3 separate regions of the Mus musculus genome follow, and regions 1 and 3 are each linked to region 2. A link is a loop called in an ENCODE intact Hi-C map of the cell type or tissue named here. Cell type or tissue: heart. All regions are shown on one strand. Links, peaks and the distances in the headings refer to the core of each region. The heading gives the core; the rest is flanking DNA. Region 1 holds the start of Impa1 (inositol (myo)-1(or 4)-monophosphatase 1). Region 2 holds the start of Snx16 (sorting nexin 16). Region 3 holds the start of Zfand1 (zinc finger, AN1-type domain 1).

Region 1 (6,584 bases), core at 1,071-6,070, 110 kb before region 2:
CACCCTGGACCTGGCTTTATCACTGTAGTGTAGGCTATCCCACCCTGGACCTGGCTTTATCACTGTAGTGTAGGCTATCCCACCCTGGACCTGGCTTTATCACTGTAGCGTAGGCTATCCCACCCTGGACCTGGCTTTATCACTGTAGCGTGCAGAAGAGGTACCTGTGACATGGATACTTTTCCTTTATAGAAGACATGAGCATTTTTTCAACTTTTTGGTCAGTAACTGTTACCAAGTCGGCTGGAGAACTTTTAATCATGACATCCATCTCATTTTTTAAAGCTTCACGAATCATCTAAAAAGAAGTTTTGGGTAAGCAAGTAAAGAAAGATGTAAGTAATTTAAACCAAACAAGAAAGTCAATCACAAAATAACTTCAAGCATTCAACGACTCTTAACATGGTCTTAAATATGTTCTTTCCAAAATGTCTGCAAAACAAAACACTTTAGGGAAATAGTATGTAATTTCATATCTTATTTTAGATTCATGACCGCCGTGGTCAGGTTAACATTACAAACTGAAACATCCAGCTAGAAGCGCCATGCCCATGGTTCCTCAGATTAGCCCAGGCCTAGGCTCCACCCCCAGCCTCACACGCGCACACATGCACACAGGAAATCAGCCATTTTCACTGTATTTACAGTTTAATTAAACTGCACATGTAGATTACTCAAAGCATGCTTTGTTGACCAAAACTGCTCTGTAATATCTACACCACACACTACGGCCCCCTTCAGCACCCAGACTGTAGTTCATACCTCTCCAGCTTGCCTCGCGAGGATTACTGCATAGTCCATGCACTCCTGCCAAGGGTCTGCCATTATCTAAACACAGCCAACAGAGATCAGCACAAAACAGTTACGAATCATGCAGACACTCACTTACACAAGCATCTCAATTAGCAACGGTTTGATTTTGATCCACCCTTTCCCTGGTTGATAGTTCAATTTTTCCCCACATATAGTCCCAGTAAAAAATCATTTTGAAATATTATATATTTCACCTCGTAGTAAGACTTTTTTGTTACTAGTGTTGCTTTGAGTCAGTGTCTCATAGCCCAGGCTAGACTCATAGCCCAGGCTAGTCTCATAGCCCAGGCTAGTCTCAAAGCGAAGGATGACCTTGAACTCCTGACCCCGTCTGTACTTTCCAAGTACTGCGATTACCAACGAGTTATTATCATAGCAAACAATGTTCTATGAAGCTGTCTCCCAAGTGACCACACAATATCACATTTTGGGTTGTAGCTATACCATATCATAGTGTGGGGGTGGGGGTAGCGTGGGGATGCCCCTGAAGCTTAGGTCAAGCTCAGATGAGGTCAAGACATGGTCTAACGGGTAGGTGTAGGAGTGGGTGGGGAGCAAGGTAAAGAACATGGGAAGGCTGGAATCAAAGCACTTTTAAAGACCAAGGAACAAAGGCTGCCTGTATTAACTCAACTCCAGGGAGTTCAGTGCTTTGCACATGGAATTAAATAAGGTAAAGGTGAAGTTTTAAGGTTCACAGATTACAAGTACTTTGCCCCGTATTATATGAGCAGATTTTACAGAACGTATGCTCAATTCTGATGGGAAAGTTCCCTGCTTTCCCTTACCACGTTTGAGAGAAGAAAACTCTATGTCTAAAAGCAAAGGTGCCATTTGCCTCCTAGACTTCAGGCAGGGGAAATGTGAGCAAGTGACTTGACAGCTTTCTGCTGACCTCTCCAGACTCACCCCAGGCTTGACCGCACTAACACTAACGTGGGCCCCTAGCCCAGGGAAGCATGGAAGTGCTCATGCCCAGGAAAGGTGGCCGCTCTGCCTGCTTCCCAGGACAAGTCACACCCTGTGCTTCCCCTGTAAGAGCGTCAGGTACACGGAGAAGCGCAGGGACACAGAGCAGACAGACACAACCAGATGCTGCTGGCTACGGCTTCACCTTCCTTCTTATTGATATAAGGTGGGCTTCAAGCTTTGAGCATCCTCGCTTAGTCTTCAGAATGCTGGTGGGATTACAGACATTTGCCCTCACGCCTAAGCGCCTTTTCCTGTGATCCAAGCGTCCAAGCAAGCATATAAAAGGCGCTTTGAGTTATAGAATAAACTCCTTACAGCTCTTCAAGAATGCTTTCCAAACTTGGTCACACTTGTTCTTACTGCTCTCTTCTATTCTGTCACAACTGGACATTCTTGGGCTGGGCTTGCCTCCTCACCACTTGCTTCCTCAAGCCACTCACACTTTACCTTGTGACAACATGAACAGAACACCTCCTGACTCCCCAGGACTGTTTCAAAAGCCATCCATCGAATCTTCAACCCAACAGATATCAAGCAATAGACAGTTGCAGAAAAACTGCTGTTGCTATGCAACATTTGGTCATTTATAATGCATGCTACATCTTCTTAATCAGTTCTAATATTCCTTGAGGAAAGGAGGCTGATAAATAAAAATTTCTGAGGTGCCCTAAAATGTAGAGGTCCAGAAGAGGGAAGACACAAGGGAAGTTAATTAGGTAACAGTTCTCTGGGGTTTGTTCTGGCTTTGTGGAGCATGGTGGGGGGCAAGAATAGAGACTTTAAAAGCCTGTGCCTTGAAATTCAATTATAGCGTTAGCTCATCAGAGGCACTTTTTTAGCTTTGTTGCTGGTAGTTTACAAAATGTGCCCCAAGTCTTGGTCCATTTCCTAGCTGATATATATTAATGGCTCAATAAACCCTTTTATTTCAAAGACCTTTGCTTCAAGACTTGTTTTCACGGGGGTCATATTCTATCACCCTCACTTTGGGAACAAAATCATACAGACTTAAAATTGTTTCTATCCTATACAGGCCCCGCTCCCGACGCAGGACATCACCGGACCTGGTCTTGTTCACCCCTAATCCTGTAAATTCGTGAGCCAGGGAACTTGCCGTGTAGAGCCCTGAGGGCTTGGGCAGAGCCGGGCTCATTCTGCGACACAGAACCTCAGAGATCGAGGACCGCCTGGCGAACCCGCTCGGCTGTTTCCGGAGCGCTACGGAGAGCACCGCCGGGAGGAGGGCCCGGCAGGCGCCCCGGCCCAGCATGGGGAGAGCTTGTCTGCAGCCCGCACAACCCCCCGCCTCGGCCACCGAATAACGCTGCACGGAAGCCAGGGACAGAACCGACTCACCTCGCGCGAGCGCACCGCGATCGATGCTCAACCGCCGGCGTCCGAGGGCTCGGTTCTTCGGCTCTTCCGGAGGTAACGGGGATTGCTCCGACAGGAAGTCCCGCCCCATTAAAACCCCGCCTTCACGTCTTCGCTCAGACTGGAGGTGTAAGCCGGGCCGAATTTGCCTTTGTAAGGGCTGGTCCGGTTGAAGTTACCGTGTTCTGGCATTCTCCTGCATACCCTTTCTTCTCTAAGAATCCCGTTTTCAAATCTCCACTTTTGTCTTTATTAGTTTATTTTTTTATTAGTTTATATCATATATGTTATATATTAGTGAAATTAAATATATATAATATATTATATATTATATATTAAATTATATATAAATTATATTAGTTAAATTTCTTTATTAGTTTATATTTTCCCATTTCCCATTCTGCTCTTCGGCTACAGCTAAATTGGAGTTGTGACTGTCATTGGGCACTCTCATTTGTTAAACCTGTAAGCCTAAAGGAGATTTTTATTTTTATTTTTTGCACCAACTCTCTTCTCCATAATTCACTTAGATACAGGTTGTTTGTTGTGGACTTGACGGCGGCAGGCAGTTGCTCTCCGCACCTGCAGCCCTCAATACTAAGGACCATAGGCTTTGTAAATACTATACAAGCACCCTGTCTTTGAGCCGCTTTCAAAGGCGTCGATTTTTAGCAGTGTTCCATTATGTAGCATAGGTTGGCTTCTGAAGTCTTTGAGCATCCTGCCTCCACTTTCGGGCTACAGGCACCTGCCACCACACCAGACAGCACTTGTGCTCTTACGTGCTTAAACATAAGTGTTAGAACGGTTTCATGAAGAGTCCCTGCACAATACAGATGAGGAAAACAAAGCTTGGAGAAGTCAGGGGATTTGTCCCAAACTCACACAACAAGAGCATAGCACCCTGACTCCAAAATCCGCAGAGAATCTTCATGGCTCAACCACTTGCTCTGGATGACCAACAAAGGCTAGTTTATGGTTCTTAAAATGTTTCCTCACGTGGAACAGTACCATGGTAAGTATGTTACTTTTAAGTGGAACTCTATCCAGATGACCTACCCACAAGATGACCACAATGCCCTGGCATAATTACTTGTGAAGTGATTGGTTCTCAGGAATCAAAACAAGAAATTATCAACAACATGTAACATGTCTCAGAGATGAGTGGCAGGGACAGCAAATCGGATTGATAAACCCACAAAGACAAAATGAGTCTACTCTTCTGAAGCCTGCTGCCTTAAGACACTGATGTGGGTGTCTATCACATACTCATGGTTTTTTGCTCTTCCACAAAAGACCTTCAAGAGCTTGGTTTTGGGGTCCTCTATTATCAGTTGTTTGAAAATAAAAATCTTATCAAATGCATGCTGTATGAGTGAAAGAGCCTCCCCTGACATTGCAAAGCAGGACAGATGAGGGACCAGGTATCAGATGTCTTTACATTAAATGATCGCTAGCTTCCTCCATCAGATGAGCAGGACTCCATGGGGCTCATTGCAGCCTCTGCTGCTTCTTCCTTGCTACAGTCAGGTAACTCAGCACAATCCATTCTCCTGCCAAGTGCCTGCTGAAAGCCAAGCGCACAAAGGAGTCTGATGTTCTGATTCCGTTATAGCAGCACTGACTGCAGGCTGGTGTCACACAATACAGAACCCTGTTGCTGAGTGTGTGGAGGTGGCTCTGATGTCTATAGAGACCTCCATACATGACAAGAAGAAAACTCTAAGCACACACAAACATGTACACTCACATGACTGCACACACACACACACACACACACACATACACTGGGGTGGGAGGGGTTCTGTTCTAGTCACTTAAGCAAATGCTAAAACTTATGTGGTGTCCCAAAGTTCACTGGAGAATTATTGACTGAGATTAAAATGGTGGAGTCTCCATAAGCCAGGTGAGCTACTCAGGAGTAGAGTCTATCTCCATGTTATTCAATATGGTTTCATGATTGATGGAACATAGGTAGGAGCTGCAAACACTGATCAAAATAAGCTAACATTCTCTGTAGTGTTAACAGGTTCCAGATCATTAGAATATATATTATTATCATCATAGAATTGTTATTCTATGCATAGTGGAGTGGACTTATCATTCCTCAGAGCTACAAACTTAAAACTAAAATCAAAATTTAAAACCTGGCCCATCAATACTTTCTGCGTTTGTTTACTGTTTGATTAATCGAGGTAGGCTCTCCTGGAACTCACTCACTAGACTAAGCTAGGTTCAAACTCATGGCAGTCCCACTGCCTGGCATCCCTCTTGCTCTTAAGAGCAAGGTATTTGGGTAACTTAATCCTTATTTGATTTAATACATTTAATGATGCATAAAGCTATCCCACAAAGCACATGTCGGGTTAACCTGTATCTTAAACCTATGTGGACGTCTGTGTTTTACAGATTTGAAAGCTGACGTGACACATTCTCAGTGCCATCAAGCACAGCTAGAAAGAGAGCTGCCTGGCCTTTGATGGGCAAATGGTGGCACCTCCATAGGTTGGTATTACGCAAATGCATTTATAGTTTGAGCCTCTGAACGGGCATTTCTGTTGAAAAGCCAAATGCTCCAGGGAGGTAGCCACTGCTTTTCTGATCAGGATAGACATCCACCACCACACCATCAGGTCTTTTGTAAATCATGCTTTTTGTACACTGGACTTAGTGACATAAGAAAGAACAGATTTGGTTGTATCAGCCCAAAACACTATAGGCAAGAACACTGACAGGAAAATGTTAAACCATTTGGATTAGGCTAGGTTAGGGTAATGTATAATACACATGCAAACACATACACGTGCACACATGTAACATGTTATACGCACCTGTATGTCACACACACATATATAAGACATACACATACAGGTACTAGAAGAAATGATCTCCTCACCTCCCATGTCAAGCTTTTAACCAGCTTGAAGGTGACTATAGTGCATCTGCTGTACATTTTAAACTAGAGGAGTTTTTTCATATTCTGTGCTAAGGGATGGCCTTCTCTTAGCCTTGTAGACCAGAAGGAGCAGTAACATTTCACAGCTGGAACACATGGCTACTGTAAAGGGGGCTACGGAGGCTTCGTGTGCCTTGGGCTGGGAAAAGGAAAGCTGAATGATGGCCAGAGCTAAGAAACTATTCAACATCCCAGTTTCGAGAGCAACCGTCTTGCAAACAGGAAGAGGCAGCAAGTAGACTTTAGCCAAGGAATAGCCAAACAAAAGGCCCAGTGCAGGAACCAGAAGCCCCAATAGAAACACCTCTAGGTTAGCCATTCTCAGAAACACTAGTCCCATCCGGAAAGCCAAGTAGATGCCCACGAACATTAAAGTCAAGCTCAGAGGCCGCACTACTCTCTCTAAACAGATTGCTTTCGCAGGCATCTTGTGTTTAATGATGACACCAGTCGACATTGGCATAAGTAT
Region 2 (6,584 bases), core at 854-5,853:
AAAACTGCAAAATGGAGAATGTGCAAGAGATTATCCAAATGGCCAAAAAGGTTTGAGTGTTTAATGTAACTAGTCATTAAGAAAACTCACATTTTATTTCAACTAGAAAACATAAAATAAGGACAGAAAAAGGCAACACCCCAGGGAGGTGTGGAATGAGTGGAAATCCCACACTGCAATGGTATCCCCCGCTACAGAACATGGCTCACCAGTATTTTCCAATGCTGAGCTACGGAACTAACAACTTTACTCCTAAGTAGATTGTAAATGGGAATGCATACATATAGTTGCCAAGTGATCGGTACAAGAAGAGCACAGTCAGAAAGAACCTCAAAAGACAAGTATTGCTAGCAATAAAAATGAGCTGCCTAACTTTATGCACGATCACGGGTAACTCTCATAAGCCTAGCACCAGAACAACTGGACCCAAAGACCACGTGGTCAAGAATCTGCAGTACAGGCTTGCCTTAACCAGCACACACACGCATACCAGTAAACCAGTCTTTTTCTTCTTACTGGTGTGCAGCAGAAGCCAATACTTACAGTGAATTTGGCCCGCTCTTCCATAACCTCGTAACCTAGAATTGTAGGTGTTGAAGGTCTGTCTTCCCAGTTCACTGCCTCAGGATGCTGCTCTTCAGCCTCTCTTGGTCTAGCAGAATACTCAATGGATGAATCTGTCCCTGTAAATTTAGTCCTAATGAGAGGACTACCACACATTGATGATGCACTGTCCATCTGATCCTGGACATTCGTCTGCTTAAGACTGCCCACAGCTGAGTCCTCTAACTGGCCTTTGGAAGAGGTTGAGCTTGTGGAAACACTGCCAAAAGAAGAACTCCTTTGATTTCTGTTGTTTGTAAAGCTGGAAGCGGAGTTTCCTATTGGCATTGGAACTGGGACATACGGGGTTGCCATCTTCTTTGGCCTTGGCAACAAACTTGTACACCTTTGAGTCCAAACACTTAAAGAACAACCAATATGCAGTTCATTGCTTTCTTCTTAGGAATTCACTATCTAAAAATGAGAAGGACATATTGAAGAATTAGACTTCAACCTAGAACTCAAACCAATAGAAAAGAAAGTGCTTCTCTTAATTTGTGACACTCAATTACCTATGAAGACATGGGTAACATCATCCTGTAATCTGATTTACCTCTGTGGACTCTTGTTTACATGGTTAGGAGAACAAACTTATTTTACATCTCTTTTCTTGACCCTTATGATATACATATTTCTTCTTTTTTTTTCCCTTTGGTCTACTTTTCTTTATTTTTTGCAATATTCATTTTAAATGGACTTAATCCTAACATACATTCAAACATATTTCCTGTCTACTCCCACTCAAAAAATGGAAGCAGAAGGAGAAGTTTTGTCGTCCTGGTTGTACTATATGCAACATAGGAACAGAAGAAGGAAAAAAGTCATTCATTTTACTTTTTTATAGAATTACTGAAACTCCCAAGGATTTACACAGGCTAATCATAGTCAGTCCGAAGTTTGATTATTACTAAGGAATGCTCTTTTACTTTGATTGAGATTTGCAATGCTATGCATGCATTCTAAACCTCTTCCTTAAAAAATATGTTAATTTTTAGGCAGGGTCTTACAAGGTTGTTGCCTGTGAACTTGCTAAGTAAGTAGCCTAGGTAGGTTTGAACTTTTGATCTTGCAGCCTCCATAGGTGCTGGGATACACACCTGTACTACCAAGCCAGCAACAACTGTCTTGAAAGTAACATTTTTTTTTAAACTTAGCATCAAATATATTTCAAATGCAAACTTGGTAAAGTTAACGAAAAAAAAGGGGGGGGGAAGGTATCAGGTTTACAGTCAATCAAATTAAATCATTAAAAGTTTTGCTTTTTGATTCTAGATTATTCATTCTCAATAACCTAAGGTCCAAAAGATGGTTATATTGTATGTCTGAATAATTTTGTAGAATAAAGAAGTAATGACTTACCATTACGACGTTAAGTAATAAACTCAGAAATGTTAAGTAGCGACCAGGAGAAATGACAGGTCTATTTATACACAGCAACAGGGGGTCTACCAGCCCAACTTTATTTACTGTCCTCTTAGCAAGCTGTCCCCTCTGGATGTAGGAAGTTTAAACAGGGTGTCTAACCTCACGCGGCCAGTGCAACCTTCCTTATTGTGGAACATTCAAGAAACTTGAGCTACGGACTCACCCCTTGGGTGAATCCTGACCCCCACCCCGCACCTCCCCAGAAGAACCGCGCAGGATTCTCGTAGCTCCGGCGCTGGCCTCTGACATCTGCCACCTGAGGCCCCGGGCTGCCAAGGGCGGCCTCGGGGTGCGCCCGGGGACTTCCACCCGCGGGAGCGCCGAGCGGCGGAGGGAGGGCGTGTCGCCTTCTTCGGGGGCGCCTGACCTCGTACCCAGGAGGATGCTCCCGCGCTACCTGGGGAGGAGGGTGACAGCACGGTGGCGGAACGCAGGCCCGGGGAAGCTGGCAGGGCGACGCGGTCCGCGCGGGCCGCGAGCCCTCAGGCCGGGCTCCCGCACCTGCAGTCCTCCCGGGCCAGGCGCGCCCAGGGGTGCGGCGGGGTCCAGGCTCCCCCGCGCCCCGCAGCCTCCCGCGCGCCCGCCCGCCGTCCAGGCGGCAGGTGTCCCCGCGTCCTACCTCGGCGCGCTCCGCGACCCCACGCCGTCAGGGGAAGGAAGGCGGCTCCTGTTGGACTGCGGCGGGTCGCGTCCTGCCCGGGCACTCGGACTCCTCACGTGACCCTCCGCCCCGGAGCAGCCGCTCGGTGCCTGGGCACAGCCACCCAGCCAGGTTCCCGCGAACCGAGGGAAGGGACGGCCTCGAGTGGGAGGGGGAGGTATGCCGCTCCAGGAAGTGACGTCACAGCACGGCACCGCCCCCGGAGGCCCACACTGGGATTGCTGGTCCCTGTCTCTGCAGTGGCCCGAACAAATCTAATTTTATCACAGGGAATCGACAGTTTTTTTTCCACAGGCTTTATTACTAGGGAGTTTCTGAGAAATGGGGCTACAATATCTAGTTTGCCAAGTAGATGAAGAGAAGACTTCAATTCCCAGAAGGCACTTTGGCTAGCATAAGTTCGGGCTAGAGCTTTGCATCATGGGACTTGTAGTTATCACTGGTTGGGGGGGGAGGTCTAGAAGGTTAGTCATTTTCCATAATTAGCATTTCTTTGATGGATTGACAACTGATTTGAAGAGTAGGCAGATAGAACACTATTTTATTGTGTATTTGTCCCTGTAATTTAGGACTATGGTAAAGATTCCTGAATGCCTGAATTTCTGAATTTAGCCCAAGTGAAAACAGTATTAGGCTGCTTAGATTTGCTAATTTGAAAACCTTTAGTGTTTCAGCAACACTATTATTTAATATTATATATCAAAGTTTACAGAACCATTTGTCAGTACAATCGAGTTGTCTTATTTAAAGATCATTCAATGATTTCTAGGGCTTTGGAGCGATACCTAGAAGGGGAAAATTGAGAGTGGTGATTCCAAAATGATAATGTGATTTCTGACATAGGTGTAGCTTTTATTGGAGAAATAAGTATGAGATAAACAGAATTCGTTGAAAACATAAAGATATTTTCAGGATGAAATTGCCCTTTTTGTCCTTGAATTAATATAATTGAATAAAGGGAAGAAAAAAGTAAGGCAAAGAAAAATGAACCTTGGAATAGTTTTCTTAATAGGGCTCCAGGGGCCAAGGAAAGAAAAGCGCTCAAGAAATAAGAGTGTACAGGTAGCATAGTTTGAAGAAAGATGAAGATCTTGTAAAGGTTGTTGGAACTGTTTGAGTAATTTTTTTTCAGATTATTGAGTGGAACATAACAGGATATACATATATACAAACATATACATATATACATATGTATATATCGCATATTTTCTGGTATTGATAAATGGCTAGATTTTACTTTCAGGAGATAACTAGACATTTTTAGTAATCAAAGAAGAACATTCTGTGTGTTGTCAGATAAGGGCTACAACATAATCTATATATACAATATAATCTATATATATACTGGCCGGTTCCTACTTATAGACTTTTAGTTTACACTCTATGCAGTGGTCCACAATAGAAATGAACTGTTTACACAGCTTACAGAATAAGATTATTTTTCTGACTTTTGTGTTGTGTACTTTTATGTATGTATAATAAGAGGGCATTTGAGCTCACCCAAGGTATCGTTAGACAAGATGCATAGCTTTTATCAGCCTGAGGTGATAGTGGGGTGAGCGAGAAGATGTAAAAACTACAGGATAAAAGAAGCATTTGAAATGGAAAGATATATTATTTCCCCTCCTAAGGAATTGCTCTATCTTCTGTACATTTGGCTTCTCTTGTGGCTAGGTTTATATCCCGGTTTAGATACATTTTTATTAAGCTGGATTTTTTTTTCAAGTAGCATATTTGATCCAACTTGTGTCCAACAGGTGCCTCTTTCCAAAGAATTAAAATGGAGGTGTGGCTGAGCAAAGGCATAAGATTGATGCCACAGAAACTAATGTCATAGGAGTATCTGTGGTGAGAAGTCTGGAAAGCCCCCCTGCTAATTTCTCTAAGATTGATCCATTCTTTCTCCCCTCTTGACTTCCCTTAGACTCTGTGAAATAGCCTAGTGAGTTTTTCAACATATTAGCCTTTTGCTTAAATACGGTCAAAGATTGTGTTTTAGTGTAAAAACCAAAACTGCAAGTAACACAGGCAAACTGAAAACCAGGAGTGGACACAGACAGGAGTCTTACAATTATTTAAATTGGGATGAGGAGATGGCTCTCTGGATAAAGCACTTGCTGGGCAAGTGTGAGGACCAGAGTTCAGTTCCCCAGTACCCACAAAGAACAGCCAGGAGTGGGTGTGCGGGCATGCACACCTATGTACGCTCATATATATGTTTAATCCCAGTTCTTGGGAGGTGGACCCCAGGATCTCTTGAGCAAATTGGCTCCTAGACTGTCTGAATTAGTTCCAGGTTCAGTGACAGACCTTGCCTCAGAAGGTAAAGAGCAATTAAGGGTGATACCTGCCCAATCTGCATACAAGTATGTAGACCTCTTCATGTACTACATACGTGTGAACACTCATACAAGCATATACACCACACATAAACCTACACAGATAATAAAGTGTGGTAGTTCATAAGGGAACATTATTAGTTTATCACTTCGATAACTCTGTATAGAAATATGATATTTATAATACAGGAAAACACTTCCTCAGTAATTTACAATTAAAAAACGAACATGAAGTGACCCCATTAAATTTAAAAATAATTAATTCTGTGATTCGCACTTGTACTCCATAGGGGGCGTTCCTGTAATCTTGCTATTTAGGATCTGTACTCATGTGCTCTATTTTCTCAGTGCCATGACCTTGTGAGTCTAGAGAAAGAACCACAGGTGATCTAGCTCCGGGAGAGCTGGGAGGTCAGCAAGGCATGGCAACCTGACACCTGAGGCCCTGGCTGGATGTGCGAGCTCTCCAGCTTCTTACATTCGGAACGAGAATCATTTGAGATGAGTGTAAGGCAGACATGACTGCTGTCATTGACTATTTTTCTTGCGGTGTGGAAATCTCTTCCTGCAAGTCAGGTGCAGAAAGGATGGGTGTGGTCCATGAGAAGCCTCGGTTTTGCCGAGAAGGATCCCGACTCTTTTCTTGAGCTCTGAGAGCCAATTCATACACTCGATCCTTTTCTAGCTGTCTTTGAAGTTCTTTCTGCTACATTTTCAACTAGCGTCCGACATTTGGGGGATTTCCATAACAAGCTTGAGAGAGGACACAGCTTGTGCGGGTGTGGAGGGAGGGTTAGGGGACAGCCTAATGGAACTGAAAGGTTTTCTGGGGGTGAAGTTGGACGTAGAGATCGTCTTTTAGACTACACCGATTATGACCTTATCAGTAATGCCTTCCTATGGAATGCCTACTCTATAGAATCAAGGAAGCCACCCTCGGTTAGCCTTTTGTTCTTGGCTTGGAATGCAAACTGACCTTATGTCATCTGTGGTTACCCAATCATGCGCAGGGACTGAGTTATGCATTAGGTATCTATCTGCCCACATCTCCTAACACCAAATAAGCTATCCCATAATTTCAGGTTTTTTTTTTTTTAATAGCTGGACCGGTATACACACTTTTATTTCCAAGATCATTTTAGTTTCTGGTTCTAATTTGCAAAATGAAATACTTTTCAGAGACTATAAGTTTCTTCATGATGCTTATATTGCTCACAGTTAGCTAAATCAATCAATTGGCTACTCCTGGGGACTTGCCATAGAAAAATGTGTCTGAAAGTCCAACTGTAGCAATCATTTGCCGCTCTGATCTCTCACATTTTTTTCTCTTTATATGATTTGACAGTGCTTTTGCCTGTGATTTTCTGTCCCCCTACATCGGTGCCCACATTCCTTTTGACAACCTCCTGGGTGGGTTGTCAATTCCTGTCCTATCAGATGCGATTATCACTGCATCTGCCTTTCTGGACCAGAATGGAAACACCTTGAGGTCAATAAAGGTGGGGTTTTCTTCTCCATTGATCAACAGAACTTCTGGCTAAGTTTGGTAGGGCCAA
Region 3 (6,584 bases), core at 1,035-6,034, 90 kb before region 2:
TGACTTTCAGGTAAGAACAAGCAGAAGCCACAGAACGAAGGGGCGTGTACAGTCTCAAATGTTTTCACCGTAAGTGTTCACCTGCAATTGAATATAAACAATGCACCATTCTAGCTATGTTTAATTGGAGTGCTTTAACTGCATGCAAACAAGGGGTCTCACAGTTTCTTCTGAACTGAATCAGTAAATGAAGGGATGCAAAGTCAAGGCATGACTTTCCAAATCCTTGGGTGGAACCCAGGGCATATTTGCAAGGTCTGTGTTCCAATACCATGCACTATCCATTTTGAGAACATTATAGGTTGGACACTTTACGTATGTTCACAAAAATACACAGAATAATTATGGCTAGAGTTTTCAAAGCTACTTCTTTAAAGTATGGGTATTATTCTCTCACTGTAATTACGATACATAATCTTACAGTGCACATTCATGAATACATTTCTGGTAACTTAATGCTTAAGGACATACACGCGTAGCCAATTAGAAACTGTGACTAGTCAGTCAGTCTTTTCCACAAGTGACTACAACGCTGAATAGGAACTGTCAGTGGCTAAAGTTACAACACTCTTCTACATCATAATTCCAGCACTCTAGAGTCTGAAAAAGGGGGAATGAGGAGTTTAGAGGCCAGCCTTGGCCATATGAGACCTGTGTCAAACAGAAAATAAACACAAAAAAGTGATTGTTTTTAATAATTAGTTTCTATAACTGAGGATTGATACTTGTGTGAACTTTACAAAGTATATGTATATAGACAGCATTAGTATGAATTAACTAATAAGGAATTATAGATATAAGTGAGATTGATACATACACATATATCTATGTGTGAGAGAGAAACATATATACAGCATATACTACATGTATATCTGCGGCTTTATTATTAAGTAAACTACTTACTATTGCTAGATTGTTTATGAACTGAATCAGTAAATGAAGGGATGAAAGTCAAGGCATGACTTTCCAAATCCATTCCCCCTTTTTCAGACTCTAGAGTGCTGGAATTATGATGTAGAAGAGTGTTGTAACTTTAGCCACTGACAGTTCCTATTCAGCGTTGTAGTCACTTGTGGAAAAGACTGACTGAATTATGGTTTACATCATATTTGTCACAATTAACTCCATATTGACAACCACCAAAATTCTTTTCATATCCTACATACAAATGTAACTTACCAAAATATTCCTGAACAACCATCACACACAAATGGAAGAAAATCTAAAATTAGAGGAAAATATAGTAGGTCCTGGTTAGTGTCTGATTTTGATGTAGTTTTGTTTGTTTGTTTGTTTGTTGTTTTGGTTTTTCGAGACATAGTTTTTCTGAGTAATCCTGTCTGTCCTGGAACTTACTCTGTAGACCAGGCTGGCCTGGAACTCCGAGATCTGCCTGCCTCTGCCTCCCAAGTGCTGGGATCAAAGGCGTGCACCACCACTGCCTGGCTTGATTTAGTTTTCTTAAGCAAAAAAATCTGCTGCCAACTCTAAGAAAAAATTTCTTTCCAATGACCCAGTATATCATTACTATGTAATCATTATTAACCAAAAAGTACCAAATCTCCAACTCTAGGAAAGTGGCTCAATCAATGGGAGGTAGATGTTACTTAGTAACTTTGTTAAAACAAAACAAAACAAAAAAACAATGGTGGTATTTTTCTCCATTGTTTTGTTTCCAAGATTTACTAGGTATTTTTTTTTTTTTTTTAGAACAGTGTGCTGCAGAATGTATGCATTTGGTGTCAAAATTCTGGGTTTTAATTCTGACACCATTTAACATCAATCTAGCAATAGTAAGTAGTTTACTTAATAATAAAGCCGCAGATATACATGTAGTATATGCTGTATATATGTTTCTCTCTCTCACATAGATATATGTGTATGTATCAATCTCACTTATATCTATAATTCCTTATTAGTTAATTCATACTAATGCTGTCTATATACATATACTTTGTAAAGTTCACACAAGTATCAATCCTCAGTTATAGAAACTAATTATTAAAAACAATCACTTTTTTGTGTTTATTTTCTGTTTGACACAGGTCTCATATGGCCAAGGCTGGCCTCTAAACTCCTCATTCCCCCTTTTTCAGACTCTAGAGTGCTGGAAATACAGTATGAGCCCCCATACCTGGCTCAGTCACTTTCTAACTGACTTCAATCTATCTCATATATGAATCCCAGCAAGTGGCCACATAAGCTACACAAACCCAGTCACACTGCTTTCACAATGGCAACCAGACAGTACTGCTCAGTCCTTTACAGAGAACTTTAATAGTCCAGAAAAGATACCTTGTAGGGTATCTTAATCCAAAATGCCAAGAGGGTCCCCCTAGGTAATCATGCTTGCAGACTAAGGGCCCGAATGTTTTCCTAGAATGAGAAGCGCCTAGTGAGCTATCACTATTGTTATTAAACGAATCATAATACTGTGAGCTTCAATTTCATGCCAAGAAATTAGAGATATGTGTCAATATGTAAACTCAAACACATAATCTGCAGAATTTTTATACTTTTTTAGATTTATTTTTCTTATTATTGTGTGTGTGTGTTGTGTTTTCTTGTTTGACACAAATGGAGGGTGGAGGATAACTTTTCGGGAATCAGTTCTCTCTTCCCACTGTGATTTTGAGGCAGGGTCTGTCTTACTCCTGGCTAGTGCCTCTGAATGAGGGTCCTGCCTACAGCCATGCTCCTGTCTGAGACACACGCCGAGGTTTGGATTACAGACTTTGTCACTGGCCCATTATGTCACTTTCAATGGGAAAAATTGGTTGTGTTTGCTATTTTGAGACTTAGAGGGTTCAAGCAAGTATTATATGCCATTCAAGGTAGCCCAGGAGGAAGAGTTATGATTAAAATAATTTCTTAGCATCACATATCCCTACTTAACTGCACCCCCTTTCTGCTAGTCCAAGAGATAGGCCTCATCTTAATAACACTACAGATATGTGAAACTGGAAAGGATGAGCTATATCACAGATGGTAGATATATTTAGACATACTAGTAAATCAACCTGACAAGATGTATATAACTTAACAGTCAAATTCAAATAGCCAAGCTTCCCTAGGAAAGGACTACATGGGGAAAAAAAACCAAAAAACAAAAACAAAATTGATCTGCTGAGTGAATGGTAAAGGACATATACAACAACACGTCCTGTCTTGCCTTTGCTTAGTGCAGGCATCACCTACTGCAGGAATCCAGGCCAAACCCAAGAGCTGCATTCAAGACCTTGTTAGGAACTAACAGAAGCTGCAGCATGAGGAAACCCTCTGCTCACATTTGGAGTGCGATCTAACAGACTGTGAGCCTGACGCTTTAAGGACTTGCCGGCTATAGGAGTCTAAACACCCTGAACTTTGACGCATACCACCAGGGCCTATGTTTATGACAAGGTCTACCATTACCATAGTATTTATTAAACCTTCCTAAAATGTGGTTTACTGATCTGCAACTAATAGCTTAAGTTAATATTAGAAACACCAAGACGTCTAAAAACCTGCGAACACACTGCTGAAAACTGATGCTCTTCAACGCATTTGTCAGACAAAAAAATAAAAAATCAATCAAGAAAAAGCCTGGGAAAGTGGATGCTCCACGGTGGCAATGGTAAGGACCGAGGGGAACTGGAGTCCTGATCTAAGTCGCTTCGCCGACCAGGGCTTCTTGAGCAAGGCCATCTGGATACCCCGAGGAGTCTGCAAGGTGTGCATTCGGGATCTGCGTGCAAACCAAGGGAGCCACAAAGTTCGCCCCTACACCGAGGAACAGTAACAAAGACACCACCAGTATCACCCTGGAAGGTCGCTCACGCCCCGCGTCCTCCCTCACCCGCCGCCACCGCCCCGGCCGTCAGAACCCGGCCCAGGTCTCCCGCGGATGAAAATGGGGCTTCCAGCGTCACCTCGCTGCCGGCAGTGCTGCACCTGGCAGTGCTGCCCAATGTCCAACTCCGCCATCTTTCCACCGCCGCAAGGGCAGGGGGCGGGGCAGCGCTGGGAACGTCAGTCCGGAGCGGGCAGGACCGAGGGCGGGGCGTCCTGTGAGGTGGGTGGGGCCTGTAGTGGGGCAAGGCGGGGCTTTCGGGGGCGGGACCCCCGGTGGGGTGGGGCGGGACTCCGCGATGGGGCGAGGCGAGCATGCGGGGCGGGGCCCACAGGAGAGGCGGGGCCTTGAAGACACTTGCGCGCTTCCTGGAGGTTCCAGCACTCTCCAGAAAGAGAAGAGACTTAGTAGAACTCAATTCTTGTAGCTGAGGTTCTCGGGCTCAAATTTGAGAAAAACCTAGCTCCTCTTTTGGAAACTGCACTCGCTGTTCTCTACATTGAGTCTCCAAAATTGAGAACTCCCTCACGAAGATTTCTTGATTTCTTAAGTAACTGTATTCCCAGGAGCCAACAAAGACCTGGCAAGAAGGAGCTAAAGGAGTCTGCAACCCTATAGGTAGAACAACAATATGAACTAACCAGTACCCCCAGAGCTCATGTATATGTAGCAGAAGATGGCCTAGTCGGTCATCATTGGGAAGAGAGGCCCCTTGGTCTTGCAAACTTTATATGCCCCAGTACAGGGGAACGCCAGGGCCAAGAAGTGGGAGTGGGTGGGTAGGAGAGTGGGGGGAGGGCATGGGGGACTTTTGGGATAGCATTGGAAATGTAATTGAAGAAAATACCTAATTAAAAAAAAAAGAATGCTAGCAAAAAAAAAAAATGTTATAGCAATCAAGAGAGGTACCGGGACACTGATTACTATATTGTCTTGATGTTTTAGTTTGAAGTAAATGCCCTCACCATGAAAGCATTAGGCTTTTGTTTTTAATTTAAAGGCTTCTTTTAATTATTTGTTAAAATTCTAGTAAGGAAAAAAAAAAATACATGCAACTAAAGTGTACATCGCTCCTCGGTTAGGAGAGCACACTGCAGAGGCAAGCTCCTAGGTCATAGGATGAAGGGAGCTGTTTGATGTCTGACGAGCCTCTTCATTAGAACTAAGGGGAGGCCTTGCCTTGTAGGTGGGGTAGGAAGGGATGTCTTTCTACTGACAAGACACTGGACACAATCAGAGTGGATGAGTGACAATCAGCTGCAGACCTGAATAGTCTCCCATGTGACTTAAGGGTACTCAAATGCTCTCCTGAAGAGTAAAGTGAATACAATTGCCACACACCATACTTTTTCAGTGCATTCTGGATATTCGAACAGACACCACAGGCTTGGGCAGCAAACAGTTTTTTCAGAGAGCTAACTCCCAGCCCTTGCGATTTCTTGAATCTAAGGCTCAGCAACTTACGTTTTACTAATGTTGGTACAGTCAAGCAACAGTAGATTTTCTAGAATGTTACCGTGACTGAATGTTCTAAATAGATGGCAAATATATATCCCACCAATCCAATCAGAACATTTCTTTTTCAGCTCTTGGAGATCTCATAGCAGCCCAAGACTAAAGTTTAGCTACTCCTATCCCCGAGTCTCCTTTTCTGGTTTTTTCTTTAGATATTATTTACCAAAATCTATCTCTCCATCTATTTGTGTTCAACCCCTTTGTTAAATATATCCTCACTGATGAAATTCCAGTGATAAATGAATCAGAAACTCCTCTACCTCCATACTTAGTCATGACAACTTTTTTTAAAAACATGAGCTCTCGGGCTGGTGAGATGGCTCAGTGGGTAAGAGCACCCGACTGCTCTTCCGAAGGTCCGGAGTTCAAATCCCAGCAACCACATGGTGGCTCACAACCACTCACAATGAGATCTGACTCCTTCTTCTGGAGTGTCTGAAGACAGCTACAGTGTACTTACATATTAAAAAAAAAAAAAAGAACAATAAATAACAATAAATAAAGGGGTGGATGTAGTGCACACTTGTATGTAGTCAAATATTCATACATGTAAAATAAAAATCTTTTAAAAAAAAAAAAAAAAAACATGAGCTCTCCATTTCTAGCAGTCTGTTATGAGTACATGCTCTGTGTTATTTGACAATAAAACTTAAGTGCAAAATGAAGGCTTTTTTTTTTCCTGTACCATTCCATTTCTAACTAAAGCAGTCTACTGCACTAGGAAGCACAAATGCATGCCCAAACCTGCCCTTTCTTATGTGTGCCATGGAAATGCCCCCTAAACACCATGGAGTCTTCTTTAGAAACATTCTTCATTCTCTATTTATTCTCTGGATTATTTTTATGAGTAAAAAGTCATTTCCTTGCCCAAGATATCCCTTCATTTCTTCATTAGGCACAGCATTCTGTAGTTTGTTCAGTAAAGTTTTTCAGCTGCATCCTCGACTCTTCTACCCCATCTCCAGCTTCACAATGTCTCCCTCCTGTCCAATAGAATTTTGAGTGCTCTTTAATGGCAGGTGCCATTTTCTTTTCTCTAGAATGTTTCTATGTCAAGGGTTCCCAAATTTCCTTCAAACTATGAATCACCTGCATGCTTGCCACCCTCCTCCTGGGGTCCAATTAAAGGGTTGGGAATGGCTGTAAGAAACTGTAATTGCCTATACGTTGGTCCTTATCCGGTACATTTAGGAAACCCTTTGTCCCCTACTCTGCTTTCAGCATACACATCTTGCAA

The links. Hi-C counts contacts between places; a loop is a spot of excess contacts. Peaks named below come from ENCODE experiments on the same cell type or tissue, not always from the same donor. Only the 100,000 strongest peaks of a DNase experiment are listed, where the experiment ranks them.
Region 1: a loop joins it to region 2, with 3 times the contacts of the local background. A loop is called at or near these places in 3 of 42 quality-filtered maps.
Region 3: a loop joins it to region 2, with 7 times the contacts of the local background. A loop is called at or near these places in 13 of 42 quality-filtered maps.

What each region holds. Positions count from the first base shown.
Region 1 is chr3:10,328,181-10,334,764 of GRCm38, forward strand. Impa1 (inositol (myo)-1(or 4)-monophosphatase 1) reads right to left here and starts at 3,259. Exons shown (of 9, transcript NM_018864.6): 1 at 3,142-3,259; 2 at 763-828; 3 at 165-298. The coding sequence starts at 825. Slc10a5 (solute carrier family 10 (sodium/bile acid cotransporter family), member 5) reads right to left here. Exons shown (of 1, transcript NM_001010834.2): 1 at 3,554-6,584. The coding sequence ends at 6,114. In heart, for the core only: a CTCF peak has its summit at 3,140; DNase peaks (open chromatin) are centred at 2,971 and 3,121; H3K4me3 peaks cover 1,460 bases; H3K27ac peaks cover 887 bases.
Region 2 is chr3:10,437,268-10,443,851 of GRCm38, forward strand. It overlaps Snx16 (sorting nexin 16), which reads right to left and starts at 2,863. Exons shown (of 8, transcript NM_029068.4): 1 at 2,648-2,863; 2 at 544-1,017. The coding sequence starts at 918. In heart, for the core only: a CTCF peak has its summit at 2,904; DNase peaks (open chromatin) are centred at 2,324 and 2,804; H3K4me3 peaks cover 1,408 bases; H3K27ac peaks cover 1,077 bases.
Region 3 is chr3:10,347,331-10,353,914 of GRCm38, forward strand. It overlaps Zfand1 (zinc finger, AN1-type domain 1), which reads right to left and starts at 3,987. Exons shown (of 8, transcript NM_025512.3): 1 at 3,912-3,987; 2 at 1,180-1,222. The coding sequence starts at 3,966. In heart, for the core only: no CTCF peak of the experiment used is centred there; a DNase peak (open chromatin) is centred at 4,041; H3K4me3 peaks cover 1,490 bases; H3K27ac peaks cover 1,350 bases.